Regions from separate parts of the Homo sapiens genome. Here region 2 is linked to region 1. A link is a loop called in an ENCODE intact Hi-C map of the cell type or tissue named here. Cell type or tissue: IMR-90. All regions are shown on one strand. Links, peaks and the distances in the headings refer to the core of each region. The heading gives the core; the rest is flanking DNA.

Region 1 (6,730 bases), core at 1,190-5,189:
CAGCAAACCCAGAAGTGTGGTACTGTGATTATTGATTGATTGGACCATGGGCTACTTCACTACAGAGACCTAGTTTCATTCATCTTTCTCCCAACACATAGAGTAGCACCTTAATATAATATGCATTCAATAAATGATAGTTGAATGAATGAATGAAATACACTTAGGCTCTGCACCTCAGTAGATGCTCTAGGGGGAACCTCACCTATGGATTCCTTTTGACTAAAGGAAGAAAAACGAGTCTTCCTTGGAGAGTTTGATGACAGCTACCTTTCTTCATAGGTCTATGTCCTTTCTTCTTTTCCTTACCTCTTCCATCTCTATTCAATTACTTTCTTTTTACTCTGCCTTTTTTGGAAATGCGTTGGAGATGGAGGTAGCTGGCAGAATGGAAGAGTGGTCCTGCCATTGAGTTTTCCCAAATCCTCCTAAACTGTCACTCAAGAAGATTCTTAAATTTCTATGGCAATTCTTGGCTTAAAGAAAAAAAATCAGAGCGCTCTGTTCATAGCATGATAATCTTACTAATCACTCCATGATTTTCCCTGTCTTTATCCTGCACTCTGTGCCCTTCCACCACTGTGAGCTCTACAGGCCAGATGCAGGTGGCATGGCTTTGTAGTTTTTATACTCTCCTCTGTGATCCCATGAGGCTTTTCTCATACTTTTATGATGACACATTTTGTTGGATTATAAGTGAACTGATTTGCATGTCTATTTTCTCCTATAGACTGCAAGCTCATTGAGAACCTTCGCTTTCATTGTTGTATCTTCATGTTTTATGGTGCTTCATACAATGCGGACATGTAATATATGTTTGCTAACTGATCAAACTGTATATCTTATGAATCTTTAAAAGCAGAAAAAAGGAAAAACTTACTTTCCCAATGTTTGTAAGTCTTTATATTTTTCTGTCCCAACCAGCTCATCAAGCCTACCAAACTTCTGCCCTTCCTCCAACCATTCCTCTAGCTGAACATGCCAGAATATTTCCAGGAGCACCCAGGAGGACATTCAGAAATAAATCCATTTGTATCCTCCTTCTCTGACTGCTTTGATATGGGCCCCTCCCATATCACATCGCTCAGGAACAGTCCTACTTCCCTGCCTGGGGAACCTCTGACAGCTCCTGAAGATGCAAAGCTCTCAAGTTGTAAAATGGTGCTGAGTTCCCTTCAGACCTCACTGCACTGGAGCCATACTGAGATCCAGCAGAAATATGAAGAAGATTCCCTCTTTTCTGCTTGTGTCCTTCCCACAAAAGCCAGAAAAGATGTGTGTTTTGGTAGCTGTCTCTGGAAAGGGACTACTCCATGGCCCCTTTCAGGTCTCAGTGCCAAAAAGAAGTCTTCTCTAGATTCCCAACTAAGGGTTAAATGCATATGTGTACTCTTATCATACTTGTAGCTTTCTTTTTCATAATCTTATCATGATGGATTGCAAGTGCCGATTGACTTAACAGTTTCTTCCATTAGCCTGACAGCTCTATGGAGGCAAAGATAATACATTGTTCATTCTTATACTCTCTTTACTCATCTTTATGTGTGGCATACAATAATGGTAATAATAGTAATAATAATAATACTCATAGTGAATATTTGTATTGTGCTTTCTCTGGACCAGATACTCTTCTAAGTGCTTTGCCTATATTAGCTTATTCAGTCCACGTGACAACCCTTTAGGCAGATACTATTATTATCTACATTTTACATGAGGATAAACTGAGGTACAGAGGGGCCAAGTAACTTTCCTAAAGTCATCAAGCAGGTAATTGGTGGAGCTTAAATTTAAACACAGGAATCAGTCACCAGAGTTCATGTGCTCAATCACTGGACTACACTCCACTATGCTACACTACACAACTTGATACATTGTTACTCTGGATAAGGAGCTCAGCTTGGAAGCCCACATAGACTGGGCCAAGGCAATCACCCTCTCCAGGGTGCTGAGGGGACTCCTAGCACAAGGAATAGAGAGCTTATGTTTATGGATGGGACGGGGAATGTGAACAGGATGCAGGAGTGGAGAAGGCTAATAGAAGAGTGACTGGTTGGAGAACCCAGAGGAGAGTCGGTGGCACACTTAGCAGCTGGTATAAGCAGGAAATTTGAAATAGACAAAGAAATGCCTAAAGGGGATTTTTGGGTAACTTTCTTTGTGGGGCAGTCTCTAAAATTCCCCTGCCACTTCTTCTAGAAAAGGTACAGATCTACATTATTCTTTAATTCAGTTGTTTTTTTTTTTTTTTTTTTTTTTTTTTGGCAGGATCTCACTCTGTCACTCAGGCCAGAATACAGCGGTGTGATCACGGCTCACTGCAGCCTCGACCTCCCCAGGCTCAGGTGATCCTCCCACCTCAGCTTCCTGAGTAGCTGGGACTACAGGCATATGCCACCGTACCTCGCTAATTTTTATATTTTTTGTAGAGATGGGGTTTCACCATGTTGCCCAAGTTGGCCTCAAATTCCTGGGCTCAAGTAATCCTCCCACTTCAGCCTCCCAAAGTGCTGGGATTACAGGTATGAGCCACCGTGCCTGGCCTAGCTTTTTCTTTAAGGAAAACATCTTGTTAAGACTGGACCAAGTGGAGTTCCAGAATTTGAATCCATTTTATAAGCAAGTAGTGAGGTGTGTGAGTTGAATGCTACAGCCTCAACTCTCTTTGAATCTCCTGGGGGAAGAATGAGGAGAAATGGCTCAGGTCGGAGCCTGAAGCTAGCTGTATCTAGGATTTCTGATCAAGTTCCCTTATGTTTTGGAGATTGGGGGGACGTGCATTCAAGAAACTGCAAAAGAGAAAGAGGGAAGGAAAGGTTGAGATGGTGCAGAAATAAGAACAAGAGAAAGTGAGAGAGGATGTAGAAAAACCTGCTTCTTTGATTTGCATGGTGTGATTTCTGAAATTGCTCCAGCCTCTACAGGATTTATGTGGCTTCATTAATCACACTTTCTTTTGAAATGGAATTTTCTGCCTCAAAGCCTTTGAACGTTGACATTCAAATACAGTATATTCTTTTAAAATCACCTCTGGATAAAGACAACACTGTTGAGGTAATTCCCCCAGATTGCAGGTGGAGTCTGGTCCTCTGATCTTGATAATACACTGAAAATAGGACCTCCCTTCAGAAAACAGAGACGTCTGGTAAGATTAGGATACTGGATGCTGACACCCTGGGCCAGGAATCCTTGGAAGAAAAAAACAGAAAGAAAGAAAAAGCCCCTGGTCTTTGATGAACGACAAAAAGCAGCGCCATCTAGTGGCAATTTCGCTTATCCCGGCGCGTCTTGACCGGGACCTCCCTGCCTGGCTCTTTGCTTATTATCAGAGGGACTGGAACACACAAGTTCACCATTCTAGGGGCCGCATGACCTGCAATCAAATGACAGAGCTTAGGTGAAGACATGCACGTCTTACAGCTGCTGCCAATCAGAGTGGCACAACCCAAGGCATGTTTATTTTTGGTTGACTTTGGTATGCTGGGAAGTCCGTACAAAGAACATAGAACAAAGATTATGGCTCTGGAAAGGAAAGGAAGGGAAGGGGAGTACTGGTCATCAGGATTCACACCAGATATACATCCCCTTACCTAATTCACATAATCTCTCCGGTTTGCTAAGAAACCAAAGTACAAAGAGGTCAAGTCCAAAGTCAAGGAGTCAAGAGTGGCAAAGGCAGGATCTGAATCCAGGTCTCTTTAGAAAAGCTTTGTCTCAGATTTAGCTTTTGTCAGAATTTTCCTCCCTGCAAGGCCCACATTTCCAGGCCTTGCCACAGATCTTCAGCTTTTAAGGGTGATGTTACTAGTTAAGTGATAACATAACAGTTAGGAGCACCGGCAGAATTGTCAATGTCTCATGCTTCCTATGGCTGAGCTACAGAGGGAAGAAATAGTCCCTTCATCATCCCTCAATTCTCGGATCCTGTGGATGAAATTGCAGCAGCTGTTGGTGGGTAAGCACTTTCTTTTCGCAAAGCCACCACCAGCTGACACTCTGGGTCCACTGCTGCTCCAGTGTCCTGCACCTTAGGAGCGCCGCCTCCCCACCACTGCTACCATGGGGCCTGCAGCAACAACCTCTCTGGCCAGCAGTACTCCCTGAAAGTGAATTCCATCCATTCAGATTCTGATGTAATAAATTATTTTCTATGCATTGGCATATTTTTATTGGAAAAAAACCACTTATTCTTCATAATTTGGGAATAGATGTTGGTTTTTAAATAAGAGAGTATTCATTGTATGACTAATTTACTTTGAATTCAATTTATGACTTAATCAGAAAATAAATGTTAATTTCCTTTATTTATGAAAGCTCACTAAAATGTAGGCATAGAAAATATTGTAATATAAACCCTTTCCAATTCAATAGGTTAATGGTGGAGATTAAGAAGATAACTCTGACCCACTATACTGGAGGGAGCAAGCAAGAAAGAGGCATTTAGGTAAAGCCATAAGCTTATGGTAATAAAGCAAGCATATGTAGTTCTGAATTTTTAATTCAGGTACTCAATTACAGTTACATGGGTAAAATTTTTTTTGCTTGAACAAACTCTAGTAGATCACTGACTGCTGCTACACCAACACGAGGGACAGAAAATAACAGATTATACAGCGAATTAAGACTTCTTCTTGCCATGGTAGTTGACTCTGAGGAAGAAAAGAAAAAAAAAAAGCTTTCCTGACTTTTCAATGAGCAAATGATGTTATAATTTGAATAAACGGATCCAGGGAATGACAATGCAACTGGTGAAAACTACAGTTGTCAAAGCCATGTGATCAAAATCAGGATTCTGTCCTTTTTCTAATGTTTCCTCATTAAAGACTTGTCAAGGAATCTAGTTTGAGAATGGCTTGCCTTTTCCCTGAAATGCTATTTATTTATTTATTTATTTATTTGAGACACAGCCTCATCCTGTCACCCAGGCTGGAGTGCAGTGGCACGATCTCAGCTTACTGCAACCTCTGCCTCCCAGGTTCAAGTGAGTCTCATGCCTCCGCCTCCCAAGTAGCTGGGATGACAGGCACTCACCATCTTGCCTGGCTAATTTTTTTATTTTTCGTAGAGAGGGGGTTTTGTCATTTTGGCCAGGCTGGTCTTGAACTCATGACCTCAAGTGATCCAGCCACCTCGGCCTCCCAAAGTGCTGGAATTACAGGTGTGAGCCACCACGTCCGGCCCTGAAATGCTTTATAATTGACATTTTGGAGAGACAGTTTTTGTAAGATTATATCATAGTCTCCCTGATGTTTCATGAACAGGTATTACGTTTGGTATAAAATATAGACAATATGGGCATGGAAATAATGGGGCCTTTGAGATATTTCTCAAATGATTCTACAAAATTTAAAAGCAGATAATTTCTCAATGTAATTCAAAATTAGAATTTTCTCTCATAACTTGGGCTTTAACATTTCTGAAAACTAACTCAATGTTGTGTTGGTTTTAGAGTAAAAACACATTTTAACAACAGCAAGAAGGAAACCCAATGTCAGCAAACTCTTTGTTGATGAAAACAACCATTGGTTATTATGACACTCAGTCACAATAACCTCATGAAGAGTGAACCAGGACTGCAAACTTGGACATGGATCTGGCCACTCAGTAGATCCTGACTCTTCTTCTACCCCTGGATTGTAGTCTACTTAATCACATTTTTTAAAAAAAAACTTCTGAAGTCAATGGTAAAGAGTCCTTTTGCTAATGGAAAACTCACTCTAGAGAGTCTATCAATGGAGGCTGGATGGTGGGTGAGTGCACAAGGCAGCCTTAAAATAGTAAGAAGAAATATGATTTGTTGCATGCCTGCCAGGCACCAGTGTTGCATTTCTACCATGTGCTCCTGTTCTAAGTGGCTTCTGTTTGTTTGTATATTATTCTTTTAATTATCAAGGTAATATCATCTCCCCTCTCTCCACCATTTTTTGTTTTGTTTTTTTTTTTTTTTACTGTGAGAGCTTAGATAACTTGCCCAAATTCAAGTTGATTTATTTGGTAGAGTCAGGAAGGTTTTGTGCTCTTTCCTAGCTAAGTTGGGAGCACTGTCATCCAGGGGAAAAAGGCCTCTCTTGGTGAGACAGAGGAGAGAAAACAGGAAGTGCTCCCCTGGTCCAAGCAGTTGCCCTGTGTCCCTATGCAGAAAGTTGAGTCCAGATTGATTGTCATATTCTGACTTCCCCTCCCCCACTGCTTTTCTTTTAAACAAGGCAGTAAATTTGTTAGTAGTTTGGCAACTGAACTCATGGGTTGGTGGAAGTAGCCACCAAATGGTGTGCCTGACTCATGCAGTGGGAAAAGCTTCTGAGGGAGACAACTGAGGTGTCTCTGGGGCTAGCAATGCTCTTACTGTGAGACTGGCCTCAAGACAATGGAGAGGCTCTCTTGTATGCTACATATATCTCTCCCCATGTACACAGTTGATTGGTCCAGTGATGGACACCTGACCAAAGGTAAGCCAATAAGATCCTTCCCTAGTATTTTTTGAGCAGTAACTAAGGTAATCTCCTGCTGGAGACAATGCTTCAGATATAAAAGGCAGGAGTTGCTGCTGGCTGCCATGTTTCTTGCCATGTAGAAGTCAGTCTCAGAGAATAAAGGCAACATTCAGAAAGAAATATGGGGTGAGATGGAGATAGTTGGTTCTGGTCATCTTTTATTCCCTAGTTCCAATTGTTTCTTAAGCCCCTGCTACACCCATTCCTGGGTACATGGTTCTCTCTAAATCAGTACATGT
Region 2 (4,000 bases), core at 1-4,000, 220 kb before region 1:
ATTTGAATTGAAGCGCTACACATCTCCCCAAAGCTTTACAATGCCATCTGTTCTCATTTTTCATGACACTACAAACATTTTCCTTTGGAAAAAGGATTCTGTATTTTGCTTCCTTTTTAGAATGAAAACTGGAAAACTTGAATGAAACTAAATATATAGAGAGGCATCCAAGTTGTACGTGTAAAGTAGTAAATGTAGAGGGTATTTAAAACATTTTTTGTGGTTAAGATCTCTACCCTTTTCATCTGTTCCACTCTAGAGATAAAAGTTCTTTTTTACTTTAAGATTTTTGCAAAAAATAATTCAAAACTTTAAAAATAACGAAAAATGAACTTAAAAAGTGATTAAAACCCTTGAGTTTGAGAACACCAAAAAAAACAGAATTGCTTTACAAATTGTTTTTGGCACTTCACTTACGAAGAAAATACGCTAAAATGTAAGTATACATACACACATGTGCACACTCACACAAACACACACCCACACCCCTCCATTAATCCCTAACCAAATATAAATAGCATCGTTAGTCAATTACTTCTGATGGTTAAAACCACAAATTGGTTACAATGATCTGTCACTTTATATGGCCAAATAATAAAACTTCAAGCAGAAGAGATGATTACTATAAGTACAATAGAAAACATCATTCACTGTTTTAATTTGTTTTGAATTTTTACTGGAAAAAAACAGAAAGAAAATTTTTAACTTTCAAATGTAAACATTCATCACTGAGTCCTAAAAAAACTTCCCATTTCAAATTTCATTTGTGTCAGTGCTAATATGTATCAAAATAGCCGCATCTCTTGTACACTGTGGATTTTCTGGGAAGTTACTCACCTTTGATTATAGGAAAGTAAAGGAAAGTCTAATTAATAGGTTGAAACCGTACTGAATTTCTGCTTCTCTGTATACATGATCATTTTTGTCTCTGTTTGGACTGAAAGCCAGATACTCAACAATCATTCCCTAAAAATTTAAAGTATTAATTACATACATGTATTTGTACAATGTTAAGTATCACTGCAACCTGGAAAAACTTGCGGTAAAATTAAAATTTTTCATTTCAAAACAACAGTGCTCTTAGCTTAATCCTCTACAATATTGTATTCAAAAATAGTTTTTCTGTGTGATTAACAGTAATATTACCTGGGCTATTTTTAAAATCTGGAATTAGAATTCAATTTTAAAAACTGCACTCAAAAAACATCCTGGATTCAGATATGAATGGACCTGGGAAGTTTCTTAAAAGAAATACATTTTATCCTAGATCGATAGTAAGAAACAGCAAGGAAATGCACAGAAACAGGATATAGGGAATACATAAATTGGGTCTACACTGGTTAAGAAACAAAGTTAAAAAAATAATTCTACTCACTTTAAAATGACACTGTGCTGAAAAATAATGAGAATAGATAAAAGCTTTGACCACTCCCATTGTCTACCTTAAAAAAATACTAGTATAGTTACTCAAGGCACGGAACTGGACAAACTGCAATTTGAATCCAGAAGACAGAATCCAGAGCCAGGGACAAAACAAGTCAAAGGAGTTGGTGACCAGGGCAATGGCCAGAAGTTTACCCGTTTATATCAGATTCTGTGCCATCCACCCTGCGGGGCCGTCTGAGCTGTGCTTCCCCAGCTGGTGGGCCCCTCCACGTCAGCCCTCTCGTAGACTCCAAAAGGAAATCAGAGTTGAACAGTATAGCATATTGTTATTAAAAGTGATTTGAGTTGTGACATGAATATTGTACTTTCAATAAAGGAGGTATACACTTTAGAAAGCTCTTCAGCCTCTAGAAAGAATAGACATTTAAAAGATTAAAGCGTTTAAAGAATGATCTCTCCACTGACCAGAATACCCACATCAAAATAATGTACCACTGGGTTTTATTGGTAGCTGCAATTTAGCCCATATGAAATGGAATATGGCCTTAGTGTTAATGCAAATACGTTGCCATTTATCATAAAATAAGTGTCATCTCTAAAGGTAACTGGACTTTCCTTAAAAATGAACCATTCTAACATGAAAGAGGCATAAATTAATAAATCCCTGAGAAAGCCTAGCCTACGGCTGTAAGGAACATCTAACTGCTTAACTGGGCAACCAAAAGACTCATACAAATAATTAGAATACTTATTTCCAATTGATGAAAGCAAAACTACTCCAATTCACATTAAGGTTGATGAGTCACATAAACCACTCACTGACTTAATTTTACTTAGAAATTGCTCATGCACTTTTGTTGCTTTCCTGGAAGGTTATACAAATGATTATATACTCATTTAATTATTAAACTGAATGATCTCCTTAAGGGCAACATTAAACATACTAAAGTACAGTACACCATGTCACAATGTGCTTAAGTATCCCTACTAAAAATAAAAATTAAAACAAGGTTAGAAAACAACTAACAACTAGGTTAAATTCAATCCAAAATATAGATTTGGGAATTTCTAATAAAATTGTCCATATTGTTTGAATGGGTTCACCACTGAGTAATAGTGTGAATAATTTAGGTAATCATCTCAAAAGGTTATAATTCCTCTGGGAAAAAAAAAAAACATGTTTAAAACTCTACACTTACAATATTTCACATAATATAATTAATAAATGTTTGCTAGATGATTGGATTTAAGTTATATGATAAAAAAATACTGCTCACACTTATAATGCTTTAAATGCTTTACAACTTACAAAACACTTTCACATAAGCCACCTTACGCTAACAACTGTGTTAGGTAGATATTACTATCCCCATTTCATAGATAAGGAAATTGAGGCTCACAGAGATTAAATGTTTTACCCAAGGTCATAGCCCTAGTAAATTCACTGCTTAGAGAATAATTAGCTTAAGTTAAGATAACAGCTACTTCCTGCTTCCCCATTCCAGTCTCAGAGACACACAAACACAATATGCATCACATATAAAATGTGATAAAATCAAAAATTATACATCAATCATGTTTATGCACTACATTATTTGCCTATTTCCATTCGTATTTTTGTAAGCGCTGTTTCTGAAAGGTAATATAGCATATAATTACACCTTTCTTTTTAAAATGCTATGATAATCTTCTCACTGCCTGGGAAGTTTCCATGGCAGAAAGACTGGGCACAGTCAGGTAACTGGTATTTCTTGATTACCATCCACCAGTAGGTTGATCTTTGGAAAGTTACTTATCTTTGGAAAGTTACCTATCCACCAGCAGGTTGATCTTTGGAAAGTTAACGCGGGCCCCCAGGTTCCTTGTTAGTCACATAAGGGATCTGTAATAAACACTTCCTAAGTCAGGTCCACCATCCATTCTCCACAGCAGTGGTTCTTAAGCTTTAACATGCACAAGAATCACCCAGAGAGCTTGTCCTAACAGAGTTTCTGGCCCATCCTCAGAGATCTGATTTAATAGGTCCAGATAGGGCCCATGAATCTGCATTTCCCAGAAGCTCACAGGTCAGACCAGTGCTGCTGGTCGTGGGACCAAACTTTGGGAACCACTGCTACACAGTAACATGGGAAACCGAAATACTTCAGAAAATGAAAGTCTGATGTAGCTTCTCTCCAGAAGCCTTCAGTGGTTTCCCCATAGCCCTTAGCATAAAGTCCAAAGTGCTAAATGAATAACAGTATGTGGACACCCAGGTCTCCACCCAGATGCATTGCTCAGGATCTCTTTCTGGGCCTTTCCTGATACCCCAAGCTGCTGGGCTGAGTTTTATGTCCCTCATCTGTGCTCTTAGGAAAATGTGTTCCCTGTGTCCTAAAACTGTAAGGAACTGTTATCACATGCTTCCTTGCCTCTGTTCTCAACATTCCAGAAGTGGTTTGTAAACATACCCCCAACTCCCACTGCTCCAAATTTAAGGGGGGAAGAGTCCCCTCATTTCACCTCACATCATTTTACTTAAGAATCGATGCCACCTTCGGGCTATGCATCAGGTCTCGTTTCCAATATTTCTAGCAGAGCCCTCCTCAACCCTTCTTTATTACTCCCCACTCTG

Evidence for each region. Hi-C counts contacts between places; a loop is a spot of excess contacts. Peaks named below come from ENCODE experiments on the same cell type or tissue, not always from the same donor. Only the 100,000 strongest peaks of a DNase experiment are listed, where the experiment ranks them.
Region 2: a loop joins it to region 1, with 3 times the contacts of the local background. A loop is called at or near these places in 2 of 110 quality-filtered maps.

The regions. Positions count from the first base shown.
Region 1 is chr9:14,425,705-14,432,434 of GRCh38, forward strand. It overlaps a transcript of NFIB not described here. Among named protein-coding and RNA genes, the nearest start is that of TRH-GTG1-6, 4.9 kb to the right of the region's middle. In IMR-90, for the core only: a CTCF peak has its summit at 3,256 (motif pointing left); a DNase peak (open chromatin) is centred at 3,257; H3K27me3 peaks cover 992 bases.
Region 2 is chr9:14,210,088-14,214,087 of GRCh38, forward strand. All of the region lies in intron 2 of NFIB (nuclear factor I B), which reads right to left. Among named protein-coding and RNA genes, the nearest start is that of NFIB, 100 kb to the right of the region's middle. In IMR-90, for the core only: no CTCF peak of the experiment used is centred there; a DNase peak (open chromatin) is centred at 2,194.